Regions from separate parts of the Homo sapiens genome. Here region 2 is linked to region 1. Evidence: chromatin loops called from intact Hi-C (ENCODE). Cell type or tissue: CD14-positive monocyte. All regions are shown on one strand. Each heading gives the region's core, and the rest is flanking DNA. Links, peaks and the distances in the headings are about the cores only.

Region 1 (12,359 bases), core at 6,351-8,850:
CAATTAAGATAACTTAGGTTCACCATATTTAAGTTTAAGTAGTCCTTCTAAATCTAATAAATTTCTAACTCTGGAAGTTAGAAATTTGAAGTGGACATGAAGCGGAAAGCCTTTAAGTGGAAATAAATATATTAAAAGTATAAATGTCATTTGCAATATTTAAATGTATTTAACTTTGTAAATGGATCACATATTAAGCAAAAATCCCCTAAAAAGTAATTGTTCAAATATAAATGTTTGCAAGACTAGCAAACTTTATTCACAAGCTTCACTTAAAAGCAAAAGGTAGAAGTAGGTTTTAAAATTTGTAATTTTAATCAATCAAATGTTAATTTAAAAATAACAAAGCAAACCTCAGAATAGTGTCACTGAAAAACCACAGTTAAAGGCACTAAAAATGCAGAATTATCAAGGAGCTGGCCCCCATTGCCAATGTCCTTGGTTCTCTCAGGGCTACATCCACACACCCTGTCCCCAGGGGACACTTCCCAGGAGAACTCTTGTGTGCTGTCTCCAACCAGTGCTAGAGTGGTAGGGGTTTTCTGTGGCTGCCCTCAGGCATGTCTTCCTAGATATCTCGTTCAGCCTTTCTCATTCTACCACACTGGCACTGTGGTGGTAAGGAGCTTCTCTGTGGGACTAGCATCTCCTGAACTGTATCTGGGCAGCAAGTCTCAGGTCCCCATCCCTGGCATCCTCCTAGATATGTCCTGGGTCTCGTTCCTTCACTGTCACTGCCAGGGCTTTAACTCAGCAGTGAGTAGAGTTCTCGCACCTTTCTCAGGATGTGAGAACTCAACTCTCTATCTGTCTCCACCCAAGAAAGGCATAGGTCTAGCTCTTCATCTAGTCTCTTTCTATCTATTGTTGAATGCTTTATGCTCTCTTCTTCAAGTTCTGGGTAGTGACAGATTGCATTTTCCAAAGTGGCCACAACAATATCTCTCATCTCACATGGTCGTCTACAATGGGATCTTCCCACTCCCTCGTGAAGAGATGGAGACTAACCCTCCTCCCTTCGAATCTGGATGAATTAGTGAGGTGCTTTGATAATAAAGTATGGTAGAAGTGACAGTGAATAAATTCCAAAACTGAGTCATAAATTGTGATGCAAATTCTGCCTTGTTCACTGGAACACACACGTGGTTGGAATCCTGAGCTGTCATGGAAGTCCGACTGCCCTGAAGCCAGAAATGTCCATGGGAAGATACGCAGAAAGTCCATGGATAGGTGTGCTGGTCCGAAGTCTTCCTGATTGTGTTCTCTCTCCAGGGCTGCTGTAACGAAGTACTGCAAACTGAGTGGCTTGTACAACACTGAGACAAACAGAAATGTGTTGTCTCACAGTTCTGGAGGCTGGAAGTCTCAGATCAAGATGTTGGCAGAGTTGGTTTTTTCTAAAGACTGCAAGGAAAAATCTATTTCATGCCTCTCTCAGCTCTTGGTGGTTTGCTGGCAATCTTTGGTGTTCATTGGCTTCTACTGCATCACCCAGTCTCTGTTTTTTTTTTTTTTTTTTTTTTTTTTTGAGACATAGTCTCACTCTTTCACCAAGGCTGGAGTGCAGTGGCATGATCTCAGCTCACTGCAACCTCCGCCTTCCAGATTCAAATGATTCTCCTGCCTCAGCCTTCCGAGTAGCTGGGACTACAGGCGCTTATCACCAAGTCCTGCTAATTTTGTATTTTTAGTGGAGACAGGGTTTCACCATGTTGGACCAGGCTGGTCTCGAACTCCTGACCTCAGGTGATGTGCCCGCCTTGGCCTCCGATAGTGTTGGGATTACAGGCGTGAGCCACTGCACCTGGTCTCTGCTTTCATCTTTACGTGAAGTTCTCCCTGTGTGTGTGGGCCTGTGTCCAACTTTCCCCTTTTCATAAGGAGAGCGGTCATGGTGTATTAGAGGCCATCCTACTTTAGTGTGACCTTAATCCTAACTTAACTAATTAAATCTGCAACAATCCTATTTACATTAACGTCATATTCTGGGATAATGGGATCTTGGACTTCAACATATGAATAAGGGTGAGTTGGGGGACACAAATTCAACACATACCACCAAGTCAGGTGCCACAAATGTGAATAAACAAGCTTGCCTGTGACTGCAGCCCTCCAGTCATAGGGTCACCCCCTTCCTATGAGTTTTCCCAGTTGGGGCTCCAGGTATCACAGAGCAGAGATCAACTGTCACCGTGGAGTCCTTTCCTAATTTCTGACTGATGAGATCTGCATCAGTATGCTAGAGCTTCCATAACAAAATACCACAAACTGGGTGGCTTAAGCAACAGAAATTTATTTTCTCACAGTTCTGGAGGCTAGAAATCCAATATCAAGGTGCTGTCAGGTTTAGTTTCTTCAGATCCCTCTCTCCTTGGCTTGTAGAGGGCTGTCTTTCCCCTGAGCCTTCCCTCTGTATGTCTATGTCCAAAAAAAAAGAAGAGCAGTCTTATTGGATTAAGGCCCACCCTGGTGACCTCATTTTAACATAATTACCACTGTAAAGACTTTACCTCTAATTATGGGCACATTCTAAGGTACCCCGAGTGTTAGGACTTTAGCATATGAATTTTGATGGAGAGGTCACAATTTCACCTATAACAGGATCTGTGAGCATGATAAAAATAGCCATGGCTTTATGTCATTAGGTTTGCGGATGATTTATCACATGGCTACAATAACCAGAACATAGACTTCGCTAATTCAAAGCTGAGATTTAAAAAATGTTTGTTTTCTCAAGCATCCTTTTAACACGTGTTTGCTATGGGTTTAAAACATTCATTGAGGTAGCTAATTGACTCTTTTTTTTTTTTTTTTTTTTTTGAGACAGCGTCTGCCTCTGTCACCTAGGCTGGAGTGCAGTGGCATGATCTCGGCTCACTGCAACCACCGCCTCCTGGGTTCAAGAGCTTCTCATGCCTCAGCCTTCCAAGTAGCTGGAATTACAGGTGTGTGCCATCGTGCCCTGCTAATTTTTATATTTTTAGTAGAGATGGGGTTTTGCCATGTTTCCCAAGCCGGTCTCCCCAGTTGACTCTTTTGTTCTAAGCTGTATCCACTATCATTGACTCAATCGGGCAACAGGAAAAAAGAAAGAAAGAAAAACATAGTTATTATCTCAAAAGACTATCTGGCTATACATTTACTCAACAATATTCATGGAGCTTCTACTATTAGACAGATATTGCTAAGTGGCCACGAAAACACATAAGGTTCCTGCTCCAGGAAGCTTACCGTCCAGTAGGAAAGGAAAACGTTAGTTAATTGCTACATAACTATACAAGTGCCAAGGACAGGTATGTGGTGTGAAAACATGTAATAGGGATGTGACCTTGCCTGTGATCAGAGGAGACTAACACTGTGGTGGGAGGGAGCATGACCCAAATGCGGGACTGAAACAACGCCTCTGTGGCTGGAGCCCAGAGAGAGTGGCAGAGAGCCTGCAGTGAAGATGAGCAGGACTCAGCCCCCTGCAGGAACATGCAGGCCATCCAAAGAAGCCATCCACTGAAGGATATTCGATTGCATGAATGGGTGATGCAAGGTCAGGGTGCACCCCATGCATTGTGGCTCCCTTTGGAGGAATATGGAGACTGAATCGGAGAAAGGGAAAGTGGAGTAAACAATTCAGTTAAGAGGCTTTAATCAAGATGAGAGATGATGTATTTTCCTCTGGGGTGGTGTCAGCAGTGGAATTAATGGAAATATATATATATGGCAAAATCAATAGGACTTGGTGATGGATTGACTCACAGGAAAGGCAGCTGGTCGAGAATGACTCCTCACTGTCGGCTTTCTCATCTGGGTGGATAGTGGTGCCATTTGTTAAGGTCGAGACCACCGGACCAGGTGTGGGCAGAGGATCATCAGTTCGGATAAGAACTACACAGCCCCACATGGCAGCCCCTGGCTACATATGGCTTTTTACATTTTAGGTTTAATTAAAAATAAATGGAATTCAAAATTCAGCTCATCAGTCACACTTGACACATCTCAAGTGCTCCAGTCACATGTGACTAGTGGCTACCCCATTGGATAGTGCAGATATAGGCTATTTCCATTGTCATAGAAAGTTCTGTTGGTCTAGAGAGACTTAGTTTGAGATACTGCTGAGACATCCAGGAGAAGCTGTCAAGTCAGTGATTGACTCTATTGCTCTGGAGCTTGGAGGAATGCTGTAGCTAAAATTTCATTTCATTCACACACTTTTTCAAGTATTCATTAAGACCTTAACATTTTTGTTTGCTGCTATGTCTCTGGCACCTAGACTAGTATCTGCTGCAAATTCTCCCAGAGCTTACCCTCTAGTAGGGATGAACAGATAATAAACAAATATAGAGTATTTCAGGCAGTAACAGGGAAGAAAGAAAACTAAACCAGGGTTAATGGGATAGATGGTGAGAAGGAGTAAGGGGCTATTCTAGTTCTGGTGGCCAGGGATGTTCTCTCTGACAAGGTGACGTTTGAACAGAGACCTAGAAGTAGGATACATTCCAGGTAAAAGGAAGAGCAGGTATAAGGAAGGAGGTTGCTCATGATCTGTTTGCCTGTACCTGGTATTTGGAGCCACATGCCAGATGTCCTGGCAGAGGGCAGGAAGAGAGAGGAGGAAGAGTCTGTGAACTTACTGGCCGAGTAAGGAAGGGCAGACCTGCAAAGGAGACAGAGAACCGGTGGGAGGAAAACCAGGAGAACGCTGGGCCCTGGAATCCAAGGAGGGAGAGTGTCCTGACAGGGAAGGGGACCCAGCAACTCTGATGCTGCTGGGAGGGGTTGGGGAACTGCAGACTGAAAATGTCCTGGGCCTCCATGGCACAGAGGCCACTGGTGATCTTAGCTCCTGTTGTTTTGTGGATGACAGTGTGAGAGTGTGTGTAAGTGTGGGCGTAAGTGTGCATGAGTGTGCATATGAGAGTGAGTGCATCAGAAAGTGTGTGTGTGTGTACATGGGAGAGACAAATAGAAAGCATAAGGCAGTGTATGAACATGTGTGAGTGTGCATATGACGGTGTGTGTGCATGAGAAAGTGTGTGTGTGTATGCTTGTAAGAATATATGAGTTAGAGTGTGAATGTTCATGTGGGAGTGTGAGTGCATCAGAAAGTGTGTGTGTGTACATGGGAGAGACAAGGAGAAAGTTGAGAGTATGAATGTGTGTATATGTGAGTGTGCATGAGAAAGTGTGTGCGTGTGTGGGTGTAAGAGTATATGGGAGCGTAAATGTGCACGTGAGAGTGTGTGAGTGTTTGTGACTGTGTACGTGTGAATGATGAAGACAGTGTGAGACAGTGTGAGAATGAGTGTGTGTGTGAGTGTGCATGAGTGTGTATGAGAATGTGTGTGAGTGTAAGAATATACACGTGAAAGTGTGCATGTGAGAGTGTGAGTGTGCCTGCAAGGATGTGCGTGCGAGGGTGTAAGTGATAGAGAGACAGAGAGAGAGTGTGAGAGAGTTTGTGGGGAGGGTCCAGGTTGGAACGGGCAGGGGAGGAAAGCTGCACCTGAGCGCAGGCAATTCTGGGGGAAACAGAGATGGGAGAGTAGAGAGGGAAGCTGCTGAGGCGGAGGCAGTGTCCTGGCCAGGTACAGCTCTGCCCTTCAGCTTCCATGGCTCCACGTGGCACCTGCCCCACATCAGAACACCAGCCAGCCAGGCTTCGGTGGGGAGTAAGGTATTGAGTTTCTCAAAGTCATTCTTCTCGGTTAGAAAACAGAAGCAGTAAAGGCCAATGCCCTGTTGGGCGTTTATTCACTCAATGAATCATTGGCAGAGTAGCCGATGGCCTCCTTGGAACACACAATGGTAATAATACTGAAGATTCCTTGTGCCTGGCTCTCTTCCAAGCAGGTACACATACAACACCTTTAACCCTCACAGCCGGTGAGATGGAGATCATCATCTACCCTCCTGACAGTCGAGATGACTTAGGCAAAGAGGGGTGAAGCACCTTGCTCAAGGTCACACAGCGAGTAATTGGAAAAGCTGGGATTCAAACCCAGAGCCTGTGTTCCCAATCATTAAGAACAGGGTCCTGAGAGGAGGCATCAAAGGACAGGTACCACCCATCCACTCCTCAGCAAGCACTTAGTAAGCACCTGCTGATTGAATTGCACCTAGTCCCTGCTCTCCTATGGCTTACAGTTTAGTGGGGGAAACCAGTGCTTAACTATTCTCTGAAATACAGTGCAATAAATGCTCCAGGAGAGAAGAGCTTGGTGTTGTGGGAATGCCAAACCCAGGTACTGGAGCTCAGGGGAGGCTTTCACACGAAGAGATGAAGGAAAAACCGAATTCCAAAGGCGATGTGGAGCTGGCTTACAAGAGGGTGTGGAAGGAGGGGCAGATGGAGCAGTGTGTGCTGGGGCCAAGGGAGGGGAGGCAGGAAAGTCCAGAACTCCCAGGCTCTTCAAGGACATCAGTCGTTTGAAGTTCCAGCCCACCTGGCAGCTGGAGGCCACTGCAGCTGACAACGGGACTGGTAGGCGAGGTCAGGAAGCAGTAGCACCAAAGCAAGTGAGTGAAGTGCCAAAGACAGACCCTGGGCTGCCTCACAGTGACAAAGACTCTGACCTTGAGCAAACTCTAGTCAGGCTCTTCTGAGCCCTCTTCTCAGCCAGGCCTCAGCCTTGCTCTAAAACACTTGCACAATCGCTAATAAGGTTTCCAATACCTCAAGGCCACATCCCCAGGATGCTCCTACCCCCTTAAGGATGCCTGCCTGAGAAAACTCAAGGCTGCCCAGGGGGATTTACTGCTTGCTCTAGCCCACACCTGGAACTAGCCTGACCACTCTTTCGTAGAGCACTTACTAAGAAGGGCAATTTTGAGTTCTCTGTAACCTTTGAGATGTATATGTATCTCCTACAACCCAGGAGTGTGTTTCTCAAGGCCCTGAAAGCTATTCCTTTGAATGTAATCATCAGGAAGGGTAAGGACCTCTGTCTCCCAGTCTCAGAGAGGATAGAATCCTAACTTTCCTAACTGCCAGCTAGCAGGCACAGCTGGTCTGATTGCATTTATACTGAACAGCCCTTCGTAATTTTTCACTTCCCTGACCCTACTGGTTCTGTTTGCCCTCCTTCCTATTCCCTCATTCTTCCCTAAAAATGCCTAGTCTGGCCAGGCATGGTGGCTCACACCTGTAATCTCAGCACTTTGGGAGGCCCAGGCGGATGGATCACCTGAAGTCAGGAGTTCGAGACCAGCCTGGCCAACATGGCAAAACCCATCTCTACTAAAAATACAAAAAATTAGCCGGGTGTGATGGCAGGTACCTGTAATCCCAGCTACTCAGGAGGCTGAGGCAGGAGAATCACTTGAGCCTGGGAGGTGGAGGTTGCAGTTAGCCGAGATTGTGCCATTGCACTCCAGCCTGGGTGACAAGAGCAAAACTCCGTCTCCAAAAAAAAAAAAAAAAAAAAAGTCCAGTCACCTCTGCACAAATTGAAGCTGAGTTCAGTTTACATTGGACTCTTCCCTATTGCAATAGTTATTACTGGTTAATGTCTGTCCTTACCACTTTAGTGTCTGGCTTTGTTTCGCTTGGACAGAATCAGATGAGAAACCACCAAACTCACTGGGCTGAATTATTTCAGCTTATGGACAGCCACAGACAGTGTGAGTACCTGTTCACACAAATCCTGAGGCCCAGCACACACTGGGCCATTCACAAAGCTCATTCAACCCCCCACGGCCCTGACACCACCAGTTTTACCTCTCTGTAGAACAAGAAACTGCTGACTCACTGAAAACAGAGCGCATTTATAAACAGGAAGCTGAGTATGTGACCACAGACATTCAGCATCTGATAGCAATTGCTGAATGTGGCAAAAAAAGAAAAAAGTTTGAACAAAAAAAAAATCTGTGTCACTAAATAAGAACTCTCTAGCTCATGGAAATACAATCCTGCTATTTGATCATTTCATAAATACTTAAATAAGGGGAGTTCTCATTTGGCCAAACCTAGGCACGCTTCAAATATTTACTGAGGCCTTCGAAGGGTGTGGTTTTCCCTTTTTTTCTTTCCATTCCCTCCCAAGCAGAGCAAAAAGGCTCCTTGGTGAGGCCTTCCTGGCCTATACAGAAGAGATTTGTTTTCTCTTTGAGCTCTGATAGCCTGACCGTCCCACATCAGACCTCTGTGCTGGTGCAGAGGAGGGCTCTGCCAGGAGGGCTCCCAGAGAGATGCACAAACACTGGCGGGTTAACACTCCGACATGCAGCTCTTCCTACAAAGCATTGACTGGATGGTACTGAAGCTAAAAAATGGAGACTCACTTGTATCAACCATAGTAAAGAGCCTGTAAGAGGACGCAGTTCCCCCTGCTTTCAGCAGCAATGAAGAGGCTCATTTTCCTTGGAGTTTCTTTGTTGTTGGGGGGTTGGTTTCTAGCAAACTGACCCAAGAAGGCTAATGGCCGAGGAAAAAACCAGGTGATTATTTTCTAAAAGATTATCTTCTGGGAGTCGGTGCCATTGCTGCCTTTGTCATCAGGGTAAAGGTATCCCAGTGATGTATGGAATCTTTCCACTTCTCTTCCGGGGAATTGGGCATGGATAACAATAGCACAGTGCCGGGAACATAGTAAATTCCTAATAAAGAGTAGCTAAGTGTTTTTTATGCAGAGTTTTGTCTAATCTTCACAATAACCTTAGGAGGTAAGTATTGGCAATCTGATTGGGTAAATCAATACTGAAGTCTCTACAGGAGCAGCATATTTGGGAGTATGGTCCAGGTATGCCTGGTTTCAGAATGCAGCCATTTGCCTAACTTATTGCTGACATTTTCAAGCAGGATGTGTCCTTTATATTTATACTGAATTAATTGGACATACTGATATTCAAATATACCTACAAAGTAGAAAATCTTATTTGGTAATTCATCATCAGCTTCTCACAGAGCAGCAGATAGCACTTGTTTTTCTATTATGTACCAAGAAAATTCTGTGTTGGAATTTACAAGTAGCAGTGGTTGTGTCAAAATGCCTCAGACAACATATTAATGATGCTCATAGTAACTAACTTTTATGGAGTGTTTCTTGTGTGCTGGATGGGATGTGTAAGTGCCATGATATTCAACATAGCCTCAACACAACCCCTGTGCTGTCATTGTCATTAGCTCCAATTTACAGATGAGGAATCTTGAGGCTCCAAAAGACTGTTTATAAGCAGGCTGACTCTGGAGCCCCTGCTCTTACCCATTATGCTGCTCTGTAAAAAGGGCTTTAGCTAGAACACTCCTTTTTATTTCTGTAAAGAGGAGACTGCTGTTTCTTCTGTTTTATTGGAGTCTGGAGAAAAATCTCCTTGAGCAAGGATGATTACTATGGCTTAGATTGAAGCTTCCAGAAGTAGACCTTGACAAGGGCTATGTGCACGTGAATTGTGAAGGAAGTGCTCCCATAGGAAGTCCAGGAAAGAGCAGGAAAAACAGGACAGGAGCCGGGAGCAAACCAAACAAAGGTGTGATGTCAGGCAAAGTCCTGAGGAGGGAGGCCTGTGCCTGATTCTACAGGGGAACTCCAGGGTAAAAATTCTGTCTGAGTTCGTCCAGATGCAAAAGTCAGCGAGGCTTTGAAGTTCTCTAGGGAAGGGCTGCCCAGAGGGCATGTAAATTCTCAGGCACTTCCAACTTTCCAGCCACAGGTGCCAGTGGACCTAAGGTTATCTTAAAAGAGAGTTGCAAGTTTGAGCCTTGGAAGCAAGCCACAGAAACCCGGAAGGGTGCACGGAGCTGGAAAAGAATTGATATGGGTTGCGTGTGGGTGGAGCACCCCCAGGGGCTGCTGCATCTAGTAATCATAAGTCAGGAATTCGTTTTGCTGAATCAGAGCAAACTCCATCTAGCAGAAGCAACACCAAAGTGTCTCTTTCCTGTAGGTAAAGCCTAAAGATCAACAATTTGGGGCTGTATGGTGATTTATTTCAGGGGTGGACAAAACATGCCCCATGCCAAATCTGGCCCCAGGGTCTTTGTATAGCTTTGGAGCTAGGAATTATTATTCCTTTTTTAAATGGCTGAAAATGATGAGAGATTCTACTGTTTCCTTGCATAGAATTTTAAAAAAAGAAAATTATAAGGGATTCAAATTTCAATGTCCATAAATAAAGTTTTATCGAAAAACAAATTGGAACATTAGAAACTCATTTATTCTATATTTTCCATGGATATTTTCACTCTCAAATGGCAGAATTGACTAGTGGTGACAGAGACCTGTAGGGTCTACGAAACTGAAGATTCGGCCCTTTAGAGAAAAAGTTTGCTGGCCCTTGTTCTGCAGGATCAGGAAGCGGGGCTTCTTTATTTTGCGGTGCCACATCCTCAACACGTGCTTTCAGCTCATGGCCCAATATAGTTACTGAAGCGCCAGCCACCATGTCTGCCTTCAAGCCAGTGCAAAACAGAACAAAGAATTCACTTCCTCCCTTTAGGAAAACTTCTAAGAATCACATTCCTCACTTCTGCTATATCAGGCCAGAACTTAGTCTCCTTATCATACCTGTAAAACCTTACTCCAAAAGCTATGAGGCCAGCAAAAATTTGGAATTCCTTTGTTCAGGAAAAGTATATAAGGAGACAATTTCTAGCTCTGCCTCACCTAGTTAAGAGTTTCAAAACAAGGAAGAATGGTATGTAATAATATAGGCAGGAATAAAAACTAAATTGTTCTAATGTCTCACATTTAAATTACAATGTAATTTATGACAAACAAATTACAATGTTTCTTTTCTCCATCAAATTTTCCATTTCTCTTAGTTTTTAAGGTAGCCTAGGAAATTAGTTAAGTACCCTATTTTCCTTGCTTGTATCCAGGTCTTTGTTCCTACCAAGAAGAAACAAATTACCAAATAAAAAGGTTAAAAAGTGTACTTCTCCGAGCATTACCACAAATACTAAGAGGGAGAAGGTGGCATAACTGCTGCCTCAGTTGAAGCTCTCACATTTTTCATTCACACCATTGTGACAGCCTATCTTGCAGCCCTCTAATGGAGAGTCCAGACTTCTTGTCTTAAACCTCCACCCTTTGCACATCTGCTCACATTGCTGCCTCCATCTGTCTACATTGCAAATATCACCATGTTGCTTCCTGTCTGCATCCAACATGTGAGGAGGAGAAAGCCCAACTCTCCTGCGTGGCCTCCACGACCTGCCTGATGCGTGGGCATCAGCTCCTGCTGGTTGCACCTTGCTCTTCATAGTCCACAGACCACACTCCAGGCAGACACCATTTGCAGAGCTGTTTCAGCCCCTAAGTCAAGATTCTGGGGAACACAGGAAGTCCACTTGCTGGAATCCCTAACGACATCAGCCCCTTGTTCTCACCAGTATCCCTGTGACAAACACCCCTGTTAGCCTAAACCAGTGGTTCTCAACCAAGAGCAATTTTGGCAACACTTTGGCAACACTTGGCAACATCTGGAGACTTTTTTTTGTCTTGACTGAGGGAGGGGAGAGTGTAACTGGCATCTGGTGGGTAGAGGCCAACAGTGCTGTGTGGCATCCTGTGCTGCACACGAGACAGCTCTCCCCCAAAAGAACGATTCCGCCCAAAATGTCAGTAGTACTGAGGTTGACACTGGCCTGTGCTAGCTCAAAGGTTCCTGTGATTTTTAACAAACACACCTTACCAAGCTCAGCTGTGTCCCACAGATGCTTCCAGCTTTTCAGCTCAGTGGGGGGCGTGGAAGAATAGATGGAAATGCCACACAGTGTGGGTGCATGATGTGGGAAACATTGGGTGCTGGGAGCCCCAAATCCAGAATAATAAACTCAGAATTGTGGTGGCGGCGGAGTATAGGTGAGCAGGAACACTTTCAAAAGGAAGTGGATGTACGCTATGATGTACTGGAGGAGTTGGAGTTAGCCAAGTGGAAAGGGAGGTGGCTTGTTCTAGGAAGATGAAAGGAGTCATACCCAGGGCCTGGAGGCCAGCACGCTGGAGGCCCCCAGGGATTTGAAGAAAGCTGGTGTGGTTGGCACCTAGAAAGTGACTGAGTGAGCAGAGAGATGAGGGTTGGGAGGAAAGCAGAGACCAGACTACAGACAGGTAACTGAGCTTGTACTTCCTTCGAGGGCAAGCTTAGGGAACCCAGGGGAAGTCCCTGGGTGTTTCTCCCCTGGAATCTGCTGAAAGATGGGGAGTAGGTGGCACGGGGGAGGGATGTGGAGAAAGTTGGGCTTTGTTCTCCAGTCTTCTGTCCCTCCTTTGTGAGGTGTGTAATTCTCGCTATTTACAGCAGTCAAGTAACCCTGATTCCACCCAAGAAACCCCCTTTCACGCATACTAGTTTGAGTGGGTTTCTTTTTCCATCAAACAAATGAGCTCTGATCACGAAGGAGCCTGAAATCCGGGAGAAAAATC
Region 2 (12,359 bases), core at 4,709-7,208, 71 kb after region 1:
GGGACCCTGAAAAGTCAATCATTTAAAAAATGTGACTCACCTACTGCAAATGTTATCAAAGTAAATGTTTATGACACCAGCTAGGCTTGTGAGACATCATATGCATGGTTAACTATTTCTGCCTGTCTATCCTAAATCTTGTCTGCAAAACCTTGCCTTGTTTTCGAAGTGCTTTCCTGATCTTTATTCATTGATACTATACTGTCTATTAATGCAAGAGTAACTATTTGTACCTCAATGTGTAAATATGGAAATATTTTAAAGCCGCCATAATTTTATTTAAACTGTTTTAGCCTGAAATTAACCAAATCCCCTTAGAAAGGTAATTAGATAATTAGATGGTTATCTTTATTACAGTAATAAAGATAATTATTATAGATAGTTGAGCACAAAGATATTTTCTAAATGAATGGAAATGTGGGGCTACACATGGATTACTGCCACCCATAGTAAATTTCAGGCTTGTTTACTTGTATTCAATTTAGAATTATATTTTCAATATTCAGTCAAGAATCAGTTTGATTATTTAGTTTGTTATACCAAAGTAGTCTTAATTTTGACAAATATTTGACAAGAAAGAAACTGAGCTTCATGAACTGTTTTATTGACTTTAATGTTTTTAAACAAGGAATTAAAGAGAGATGATTTGAGATTTAAAATATGCATTTGAGACAAGGGCTAAAGTTTACATACAAACTCTAATTTAGTTTCTTTCCTTTGGGAGATAATCCAACATGCACTTTTACGTTCAATTTAAATTTCAGGTATCCCATGTTACCCTATACTCATCCATAACATGCATCTTCTGTAAACAAATGCAATATAGCATCAAATAAAAAAATTTTAAAGATATAGAATTCATATAAAATGCTTTTTATCCCCAGATTTTTTTAAGAGAAAGATGATTAAGATAGGCATCTAAGATTTTGCTTTGAACCAGGTCTAACTATCCATGTATTTTTGAGAGCTTTCCAGAAAGGAGCAGAGCCAGATGACAAAATCAGTTCCCCCGGGGCTGAGTTGACTCAGAATATCTCCATATGGATGTCCCAAAACAAATTATACTCAACATGTCCCCAGATGAACTTGTCATTTGCCTTTCAAAACCATGATCTGAGAGTCCCCTTCAACTCTCCTCATGCGTCTCATATCTAACCGTTCACTGATTCCAGTTTTCAACTCTTTCCTCTAGTCCTATGATTACCCCTCTGTCCCGGCCCTCCCTCCCTGAAGGTCTTCCTGCCTCCAATATCTGCCCCCTCCCATCCTCATTCCCACTGCTACCATATTAGTCTCTGTAAAGCACAGGTCAGAGTGTACTGTTTTCACCTCTAAAATGCTGCTATCTTTTGTTTGCCTTTCAGACCCATTATGTACCCTTCTCCCCATTTTCTGTCCCGACAGCTAATCTGTATCGCATCAGCAAACTCCCTTCCCTCTGGCTACTAGTTCAGTTTTGACAATATGGAGCCCTGGAAAGGGAGAGTGAGTTCAGGGTATATATTCCTCAGCTACCTCCTTGCCTTACACACAAATCATCTGCATCTCTCACTTGAAGGCACAGATCCTATCTAGAAGCCTTCCCTACACACCTGGTTTAAATGCCATGTACTCTATACTTCTTTGCATCCCTGCCTTTGTCTTTCCTTTATTTCTCTGTCAGTCTGAAATTCTCTTCCTTCTCTTTACTGAAATATTTTCCATTTAATCCTGCATTATCCTTTGTATTGGGTTTATTAGGAAGATTCCAGAACTGCAAAATGGAAGGAGCCTTGAATTTACTGCTTGGGGAGAAGATGGCCCGCAGATCAGGAACAGCCCTTACAGACTTGACATGAATGAGAAACAAACAACTTCTATTGGGTTAAGACACAAAAACGTGGGGATATATCTGCTTCAACTGCTAGCATTACCTTAATTCATGAGTAAAATTATTTTAGGAAATAGAAAAGTTTCTCACTGAGGTTCCCAAGTGTGGCATTAAGGTAAGTTATAAACATCCAGGCAGGAAAACTGTGATCATGAGAAAGCTATAGGAGTTCACAAAGAATGTGTTTCCTACTGTGATAGTTTACTAGATTGGTAGAGAAAGAAAACCCAGCAGTTCTGGTCTTTCTGGACTTGCCCAAATCATTTGACAAAGCTATGATATTCTTTTATTTTAGAGGAAAAATTATTCACAAGATAAAAATGAAATTAAGTGAATTATTTACAGGTTGAATTAATTTATTCAAAGATAGTGGCTAATAGATAGGGATCAACCTGAAGAAAGTTTTCTAGTGGTAACAAGGCTTGGTTCTGTACCATGAACTTGGGGGCATTTTTGTTAGTTTTAGACTTAGATAAAAAGATAGAGTCTTGTTCATTAAATTTGCTCACATTAAACAATGACCTGAATTGAACAAATACAATTTTATAAGATAAATGGAAATTTTGATGCTTAGGCACACACACACACACACACACACACACACACACACACAATGTGAGTAAAGGATGGGGGAGCCATGGATTAAAACCACTTAATACTCTGAATTTACTTGTGGGTAAAACCTAGGAGTCAATAGTGTGATGTTATCACCTTAAGGTCTAGTGCCACCTGAAACTGCATTGACAGAAGAATAATAGCAATTGATAGGTAGATATCAGGTATTGACACCCCTTTATGCCAGGCACTGTAGTAGGCACTTTACTTGAGGCTACATATTAAACCATGTTTCCTAGAAAGGGAAGTAACTTGCCAAAGCCACGCTGCTAGTGAGTGGCAGTCTCTGAAATCAGATTTAGCAGAGTCTGTTCCTTTCTGCGCTAGTTAAGTCACATGGAATTATTTCTATTCTAGGCAGCCTATTTTAAGAGTAGAAAAGTAAAGCTTCTTAATGGGAAAAGGACCAAGATAATTTGAAAATCTTATCCCATGGAAATGTTTGAAAGATTAGGAGACAGAGGCCTTGGAGAAAAGAAGACTCAGAGAACTTGGCCCCTGTCTTCCAATATTCAACAGATTGCCAAGAAGGAGGATTTGAATGATTCTGTTCTGCCTCCTGGTCTCTCATACAGGATTTATTGGAGGAATAAAGAAAAGCTATGAAGTGATAGATTTCAATTCAATATCAGGAAGAGCCTTCTAACAGAGTTGTCCAAAGACAGACTTGGCTGCATCAGAGAGACTGGACACTTCCAACCTCAACTTGCAGCACTTGGCAGGGATTTTCCTGGGCAATTGACCTCGGGTCATTTTTAAAGGTTCCTTCCAGGTTTGAGAGCCTTTGATTTTCATGCTCACTGTGCTGTACTTGGGCAACTCAGGAAATTTGCAAACCAGCTGGCAGTTGCCTGCATCATTTGTGTGGTGACTTGGCTTTGTCAAGAGATAGTTCAAGAGGCAAATAAAATCCTCCTCCTAGAGATCAGAGTTTATGTTTATAGAATGAATGAAAGAAACTATGAACCAAACATTTATGAACAATGTCTGTGAGCCAGGCACAGTGCCTGGACATCCTCCACATCTTGTGCCTTTCCTCCCACAAAGTACGGGACTGAAGTTATTTCCTTTGAGAAATAATCATTCTAGTCAAAGATAAAATGCTGTTTTTGTTTTCTGTTTCTCTTCAAGAGGTTTGACTGAAAAAAAGATCTCATCACTTCATTTTCATGCCTTATTATGATTGTGTTGACAACAATAATGGATTAATTCTTTCCAACCTCCAGAGAAGAGCTGCCAGATAATGAACATGGGGAGGAATGCTGAGAAACCATTTTCCTTTTTGAGTAGGGTCTGGATTTAGGTAGGGAGGGCAGGGGCAGAACAACCAGAAATAGAGAGATTCCTGTCTTCAAGAGGGGCTTGAAGGGGGGCACAGAGTGAACTTCTGAGAGTGCGTGGCAGTCTTGATACACACACACAAATCCACTTTTAATAACCACCAAGAGCACTGGACCTCGGACAGAGCATGTACACTGTGAAAAGGTATGCTGGTGATTTTCAAGCCTTTGTTTGTCCAAAATAGGCCAACATGGTTGAATTGGGTCTCTAAAGCACCTCTGGAAAACCCCAGGGAGTTTTGAACACAGTTTGAAAAAGCACTATGATAAATAAGTCCAAGTGAATACAGGGCAAATAGATGGCAATCCCTGGGCTTGTTTATTTCTAAACAGAGTTCTCTCCCAGGCTCTCCTAGTACAGCATAGGCTAAGCTGAAAGACAGCCTATTGGTTGTCTGTTCTTTTTTGTTTAATTAATTTTTATTTTTATTTTAAGTTCTGGGGTACATGTGCAGGATGTGCAGGTTTGTCACATAGGTAAACGTGTGCCATGGTGGTTTGCTGCACGATCAACCCATCACCTAGGTATTAAGTCCCGTGTGCATTAACTATTTATCTTGATGCTCTCCCCCTACCCCACCCTCCAACAGGCCCCAGTGTGTGTTGTTCCCCTCCCTGTGTCCAGGTGTTCTCATTGTTCAGCTCCCACTTACGAGTGAGAACATACGGTGTTTGATTTTCTGTTCCTGTGTTAGTTTGCTGAGGATAATGGCTTGCAGCTCCATCCATGTCCCTGCAATGGATGTGATCTCATTCCTTTTTGTGGCTGCATAGTATTCCATGGTGAATATGTCCCACATTTTCTTTATCCAGTCTGTCATTGATGGGCATTTGGGTTGATTCCATGTCTTTGCTCTACCTGTTCTTTATTCTCTGTTTTCAGGGATAGCACTCTGGTCCTTGTCCTCATTACTACTAAAATCCCCTTGCCCTTCTCCCTACCTCTGGTCTCTGTCACTTCCAATGCATGCTGAATATAGAAAACAGACTGTTTTTTTTTTCCTAAAGTATATTTGTAAGGTCATGCTCTTGCCCAAGAATCTACCGAAGTACACTATTACCACCACTTTATTCAGGCTTCCCCGCTTCCACACACTTGTCCTCAAACAATCTCTGTTGCAACCCACCTGTCCTCTCTCACTCTCACCTTCAGGCCTCACCCGGCTGTTCCTTGCCTGGAACACTCTCTGTAGACCCAACCCCACCTCTTCTTTCCCTGATCACTTCTGCTGCTCACCCTTCCACCTTCCTTTGGACAGACTAGGAGCAACCCACTGCCCCCACCATGATGTGCACTATAATAGTACTTTATAACTTTCTATCCAAGGCAATCTAATTATAGTGCTTTTAAAGTTGCTTTATTACTTGTATCTCCTACTAAACTAAACAGCAAAAAAGGAATTTCTATACTTTATTTACTCTTGTACCTCCAGATCCTGGCAGTATAATTATTTGTTGAGTAAGTGATTAACTTCGACATAAATATTTGTTGAACAAGTAAATGAGTGAATGAGTGTGCGGCTGTTGATAGGATGATAGCTGGTTAGTAGCCTTTTACAGGTGTATTTTTCTTTGTGACACTCTTTCAGGTGGTCTTTGCGTTGTGATCCCCACAGTTTTGGAGTACCAAGTAAATGTTCCTTTTCTCTATTCATAGATGGGACAGCATGGCAGGAGTCATGAGTCTTCTGGAAATGAGACACTCTGAGTGTGGAGGAGGCTGTTGAACATCTATGGGAAAAAAAGAAGGAATTCAGGGCACAGTCTCCCTGGTAGCTGGTGGTGGTGGTGGGACAAACCCTGGAGGAGCTGGAAAAATGGCTTTTGTGCTCCTTCTTATTTCCATGTGGTAGCAGACATCATGCCTTATCTTGTTACCCAGAATCTCCCCAGTTTGCCATTGAAGAAATCAAGGTGTAGAGAAGCATAAGGACTTGCTCAGATATGGTGGCAGTGCCAGGCCTAGAGCTTAGTTCTTGCAGCAATACTTTCTGCCACCCTTCCTCTTCTCCCCACTACTCTCTGAAAGCCCTCTTTCCTATTTGCTAACTCAGTTATGCATGCAATGCTTCCTCCACGGCACTCACCACCACTGATGTGTGATGCTGTGAAAGCAGGAGGTCAAGGCCAGGGCACTTCCTCCTGTCTAGCATTTCTTGCAGAGAAGAGCTGTTCCTGTGTGTGTAGTAGGTGGGTGGGGCAAGGACTGGGACAAGCAGCACCAGGGGAGATTGCAAGAAATCCATCCCCATTTATGCAAATCTTTTCTTCTGGGGCTTCAGTAACAGCTTCACTTTTTTCTTTTGAAACTCCCAACAGAAAATGTTGTTTTAGATGGGTGCATGTGTGCAAGTACACATAAGTGCACATAACAACATCAGATACTCACGATAGGCATACTGTAGAGGATGAAAGGCCCACACCTACTTCAACCACCTTCATTCCCTCCTTCTCATGATTCATTTGTGGAGCGGGAGGCTGCTGACATCTTCAAATACAAGCCTCTCTGAGCTTGGAGTCAAGGGGCAACATTTCTGCAGAGGGCTCCTATAGACATCCATTTCCCCATGCTTTATTTCCAAGACCCTGATTTACGATGGATAAATTAAAGTTTCTTTGTTTATCACATGATAAGAAATGCAAGTTCATCTGCAAGATTCTCTGAGTTATTCCTTGCTCTGCAGATTTCATAAGTTCTGGTGGAGTTGACCTCCTTTCTGCTAAATGAGCACTGTTCCTGACCATGGATATTGGTATTGAAGATTTCTCAAAGGATCCAGCTCTTTAATTGGAATGTCCATGAATCAGGAAGAGCAGTGAATAGCTAGTTAAATGGTAATGGCCTTAAACAAGTCCTCAACACACATGAGCAACTGATTTCTTTTTCCTTTTATCTTTTTGTCCTTTCATTCCTTCAACCAATTTTCTCTTAGGGATCAAGGAGCTCACAATCTAGGGAGAGAGACAACAAAAAATTTGACCATTATTGCAAAATGTAGATGTAAGATGCTTGTATTGCAAGCAACAGAAAATCTGGCTCAATCAGGCTCAAACCAGGAAGGAAATTGATTGGCTCACATGACTGAAAACTCTCAAGGAAGGTTTGCCTAAGACAAGCTCACTCCCAGCAGCTCAGCCATTGGGTTTCTTTTCCATTTCTCTACCTGCCTTCTGGGATACTGGCTGCATTCTAAGGCTGACCCTGCTCAGAGTCCCAAAATGGCCATAAGCAACTCTCAGAGAAACATGCTTCCTTTTTCAGATCCCATGAGAAAGAATGTGTCTTTGCCCCAGCACTCCTGGAAAATGTCCTGAGACTCAGTGTGGTTCAGGGTGGGGCTGGTGGCTAAGCTGAGCTAATCAATTACATGACCAAAAGATGGTCACAGGCTCCACCCTGGAGGTAGATGTGAGAGTCAGCTGCACAGGAATCCCTAAATGGAAACAGAGCTGTGGGACAGGAAAAAGCAAGATAGCAAGAAATGTTGATTTCAGGGAAAGGGCTTTCACAGGGGTATTAATGTGATTGCCTGATGGGTTCTTCTTGCTGGCTGCACAGATAAACCCAATTTACTGAGACAGCAGTCTTGCAGTAAAGAAAGAATTTAGTTAATGCAAGACTGACCAAGCAGAAGGACAGGAGTTTATTATTACTCAAATTGCCTCTCCGAGAACTCAGAGGCTAGAGTTTTTATGAATAATTTGGTGGACAGGTGGGTAGGGAATGGGTGCTGCTGATTGGTTGGGGATGAAATCATAAGGGTGTGAAAAATGGTCCTCGTGTGCTGAATCTGCCTCTGGGTTGTGACCACAGGTGTGATTAAGACATGAGTTACGTGTCCAGGTGGGGTCAGTCAGTTGCCAGAATGCAAAAGTCTGAAAAACGTCTCAAAAGACCAATATTAGGTTATACAATAGTGATGTTATCTGTAGCAATAATTGTGAAAGTCACAAATATTATGGCCTCTGGCCACATGCTCTCCAGCATAGGGATTATAAAAACTATGCCTACATTTTAGCAGAATTCAGGCCCCTTCCATAATCCTAATCTCATGGCCTTTCATTAGTTTTACAAAGGCAGCTTCTGTCCCTCAGCAAGAAGGAGGTTAGTTTTAGGGAGGGACTATTATCATCCTTGTTCTAAAGTTAAACTGTAAACTAAATTCCTTCCATAGTTAGCTTGGCGTATGCCCAGGAATGAGCAAGGACAGTCAGCCTGTGAGACTAGAAGCAAGATGGAGTCAGCCATGCTAGACCTCTCTTGCTGTCATAATCTTTGCAAAAGTGGTTTCAATCATGTGACACCTGGAAGCACAAGAGGGGGGTCCCCCTCAGCCTGAGTAGGCTCAGGGTTTTCTGAGCCAAGAATGAGCCGTGGAAATGCAGGAAATTTGAACTGATCAACTACTAGAATATATTCCTATTGTACTTGAGGTGGAAGCTACCCTAGGTTAGAAAATGATGACAGTGTGAAATCTATCTAAAGAAGTCTGAGAACAGACTTTATGCCAGGACTCAAGAGGCTGTGTGTGTTTGGGAGTCCACATTCATCTCTTAAATTCTCAGCAAAGAGGATGAAAATATTTGAATATGTCCTAAGAGAGCTGTTCATACGCAGATTTCGGTTCCAGGGCCTGGGTAATACTGAACTGTATTACACAAGACAAGCCTAGGCTTGATTCCAACCAATCTGGGTTTGAGTCTTAGCTTTACCACTCATTGTGGCCTTGGGGAAATCACTTAACCTCTCTACTTGACCTCTTTGTATTTAAAATTTGAATAGCAGCACTTTCCTTGCAGTGATTGTGAAAAGCAGAAATAATGCCTCACAGTATACGGTGTGAAACAGGCATTAAGCAACTATGACTATTGCTATTTAAACAGAGCTGCCTCTCTGGCACGATGCAAGATCAGAAGAGGAATGTGCACTTTCTGGAAAAGCCTGGCTTTGGACAAGATCTAGGCAGTAAATACAAACATTGGGGAGCTATTAAGGACATGCTAATATGGGTGGAGTCTCTGCTGAGGTTCACGCCATGTTCCTCCTGGATTCACACATGCCTGGACATTCCTGGAAGATGGTCCTCCTTTTGGGAAAGGCGTATTTTAGGGATATAAAGCCTGGCATACTGGCTTGGTTCAAGGTAATAGACCCATATCAGAAAGTAAAACTCATAAACTTCACGCTTTTCTCAAAATCAGAACATTTCTGGTCTAGCCCCCCACAGTTGGCTCCTAAAGAAGAGACGCTGTAGGAACATGTAAGACTAAGAATATGACTGTCAGGCAGCCCAGAAGGCAGCTTTTGGATGGTCCAGAGGAGAGCACAAGAAAGTGTTATGGTGCCTTCTGGTTGGGGTTGAGATTGGAGTTGTATGGAGTCCAGAAAAAACAGAATTTGCACTGTGGCCACCTCGCCCCAATCCGGGCAGAAGAAGGAGAGGGAGGCATCACATTTGGTGGGTGTGAGAGAGACAGAGAAGGGTCAGTGCCAACAGCTCCAGCAGCAGGGGATACATTTTGTGGCTTTGAAGCATAGCCATAGCAGGTTGGAGGTGTCAGTGTCCTCATTGGGGGTGGGTCCATCATGCCCCAACACAAACATCACTGCAGGGAGCTGTAGCAGGGGGAAGCTGAGTGCAGGGTCATATGGTAGCTGAAAGGGCCATATGGTGAGCACACATGTGCCATCCCCTGGGGGTTCCCAGGAGCAGCTAGAGGGATTCTGCAGTGTTGATGAGGGGCAGGGCCAGACAGACCCTGCTGGTTACTCTAACTTTGCCCAGAGTAGTGTGACCAAGGAAACTCAGGCTACACAAATTCTTCACATCCTCCAGGACACTACACAACTGCTTCAAAGCCAGGAGTTCATTGATTACATTGTACCTTTAAGAAACCACGACTTAATGTTGTTATGCCTTTGCCTTTTGCCAGGGATAATTGAGAATGTTTCATATATACTATAAAACTTCCTATAATGACAAATTCTATTATGATGTTTAAAACCATATGTAAAACAAACCCTCCTGATTACTTTCTCTTACTATTCTAGGAATGTTTGTCTCTCATGTTGCACTAGCACACTTCCTTCCTTCCTTTTTCTTTCTTTTTTTTTTTTCTTTTTAATGAGCTAAACAATTTATGAGGTTTCTTTTTGCCTTGGCCACCAGGAGGGTAATAGTTAAGTGTGGTGCTCAGTTAGTTTAACTTTCTTTAGCATAGACAGATTTTATATTAAAACTACCTCTAACCCCTCTTGTCATCAACATGGCTCTTGTTTGGGGTGTTGTGGTTATCATTGTTGTTTTTGTCATTATTTTGATATGTCTTTTCAGTAAAGCCACTTACAATACTTGTTGGAATTAGCTTGTGGATGGCCCAGAATTTATTTCATAAATGCACTAATTGCTGAGAGAATCTGTAAAAATTGAACCTTTCTCAGGGCAGAAAACTCTTTTAAACCTCATATCATTTTTCTCCTAGGCATTAGGAGTTGAGAATAATGCTGCCTTTTTCTCAGTGTATTTTCATATGAGGCAATTCTTTGCTCTGTCAAATAGATTTATTTTCTTTATCAGGCAGAAATGTGGGCAAAAGAAAATGATCTCATTGCATATGATTCCTGACACAATACCCGGGACTCCAGACTGCAGGAAAATTTGGTTTCACAAATGACTTGGGAAACCTTTTTGGTTTTGAACATCTGTTCAAAGAAATCTTCTTTGGAAGTGTTCACTGTTGTTACTTCCTCAATGGCAACACAGACATGCTCTTGTCCTGATCCTTATATTACTATTGAATATGGAAGGACTAGTGTTCAGGTTCTTGCTCCAGCTTTTATAAAAAAAAAATGTATTCAATGATAACGTTTACTTACTGAAGTCGATAAATTTCTAAGTCTCTATTTATAAGAATAAGCACAAGCCAGCTGGGCACAGTGGCTCATGCCTGTAATCCCAGCAGTTTGGGAGGCTGAGGTGGGAGGATCACCTGAGGTCAGGAGTTCAAGACCAGCCTGACCGACATGGTGAAACCCTATCTCTATTAAAAATACAAAAATTAGCTGGGCATGGTGCCCGTGCCTGTGATCCCAGCTACTCAGGAGGCTGAAGCCGGAGAATTGCTTGAACCTGGGAGGCAGAGGTTGCAGTGAGCCAAGATCACACCATTGCACTCCAGCCTGAGTGACAAGTATAAAACTCCACCTCAAAAAAAAAAAAAAAGGCAGAAATCACTGTATAGCTCAAAGAGCTTTTGCTGTAAACGCACTCATAGAACCATGACCATGATCAAACAAACAAAAAGTTACCAGCACCCCAGTAGCTGTCCTCTTGCCCCGACCCCAATCCCTATATCCTCCCAAAAGGTAAACATAACCCTGCTTTCTGACACCATTATTGCTTGCCTGTTTTTAATCTAGGTAAAAGTAATCATTCAGTATTTGCTTTTCTATGTACTTTTCATGAGTTTCAGCCTCATGGTTGCATGTAGCAATTATTCATTCATTTTTATTGCTCTATATTAGCATTTAATTATGTAAACACACCTCAAGTCTTCTATCCACTGTACTCTTGGTTTCCACTTTCATTTTTCCAGTTTTTCTCCCTTACATATAATGCTGTAATGAATATTCTTGTATTTGTTTTTCAGTGAATATACACATGCATATCTTTTGTGGATAGACCTATTTGTTCTGGGCCATAGGTTTTACATATGTTCAACTTTAGTAGATACTAGAAAACAGTTTTCCAAAGTGGCTATACCAATTTTCATACTCGCTGGCAGAGTATGAGAGTTCCAGTTGCTCCACATCTTCATCAACATGTGTTACTGTCAATCTTTGTAATGTTAGTCATCTTGGTGATAACCAGTGAAGTTAGATGCCTTATCTTATGTTTATTGGCCATTTGGATATGCTTCTTTTATGAAATGCTCTTTCAAGTCTTTTGTTCATTCTTTTACCTTATAGCAATGTCACGAAGATACTTTCTTATGTTTTCTTTAGGAGCTTTGTTTATTTTACATTTAGGTTCATAGTCCAAATATAATTATGTATGAGGTACAGGTTAATATTTATTTTTTTCTGTGTAAGAATACAATTGACCTAGCATGATTTATTACAAAGATAATCCTTTTGCCACTACTCTACAGTGCTATTTTTATCATAAAATCAATTGTTCATATATGTGTGGGTCTGTTTATGGGCTCTTTAATATGACCCATTGTTCTAGTTGTCTTCCTTTCATCAATTAATATAATTTTGAGTTGGGAACATTGGTCTATAAGACCTGATGCTCAGGAATGCCTGACTGTAGGTAACAGGAAGGCTTGTAAAATGCTTGAATGGAGAAAATCCACTGAAATATTACAACCAGAAAGAATAGTAGAGATCATTTAATCTAATTCCCTTATCTTAAAAATGAGAAAGCAGGTCTACCCAGGTGTGCTAGATATCTCTACTCCACCTGTTATTCCCTTGGAGATGGGCCTCCAAGCTTCACATCAATGGGCTCCCTTATTTTCTGATTTCTGGT

What was found. Peaks named below come from ENCODE experiments on the same cell type or tissue, not always from the same donor. Only the 100,000 strongest peaks of a DNase experiment are listed, where the experiment ranks them.
Region 2: a loop joins it to region 1, with 2.5 times the contacts of the local background. A loop is called at or near these places in 3 of 110 quality-filtered maps.

What each region holds. Positions count from the first base shown.
Region 1 is chr5:54,739,930-54,752,288 of GRCh38, reverse strand. It overlaps LINC02998 (long intergenic non-protein coding RNA 2998), which reads left to right and starts at 8,031. Exons shown (of 3, transcript NR_104658.1): 1 at 8,031-8,430. RefSeq lists a cis regulatory region at 7,732-7,742 and an enhancer at 7,665-7,809. In CD14-positive monocyte, for the core only: no CTCF peak of the experiment used is centred there; a DNase peak (open chromatin) is centred at 7,748; H3K4me3 peaks cover 1,671 bases; H3K27ac peaks cover 2,351 bases.
Region 2 is chr5:54,667,585-54,679,943 of GRCh38, reverse strand. All of the region lies in intron 1 of LINC02998 (long intergenic non-protein coding RNA 2998), which reads left to right. Among named protein-coding and RNA genes, the nearest start is that of LINC02998, 70 kb to the left of the region's middle. In CD14-positive monocyte, for the core only: no CTCF peak of the experiment used is centred there; DNase peaks (open chromatin) are centred at 5,913 and 6,883; H3K4me3 peaks cover 1,770 bases; H3K27ac peaks cover 2,500 bases.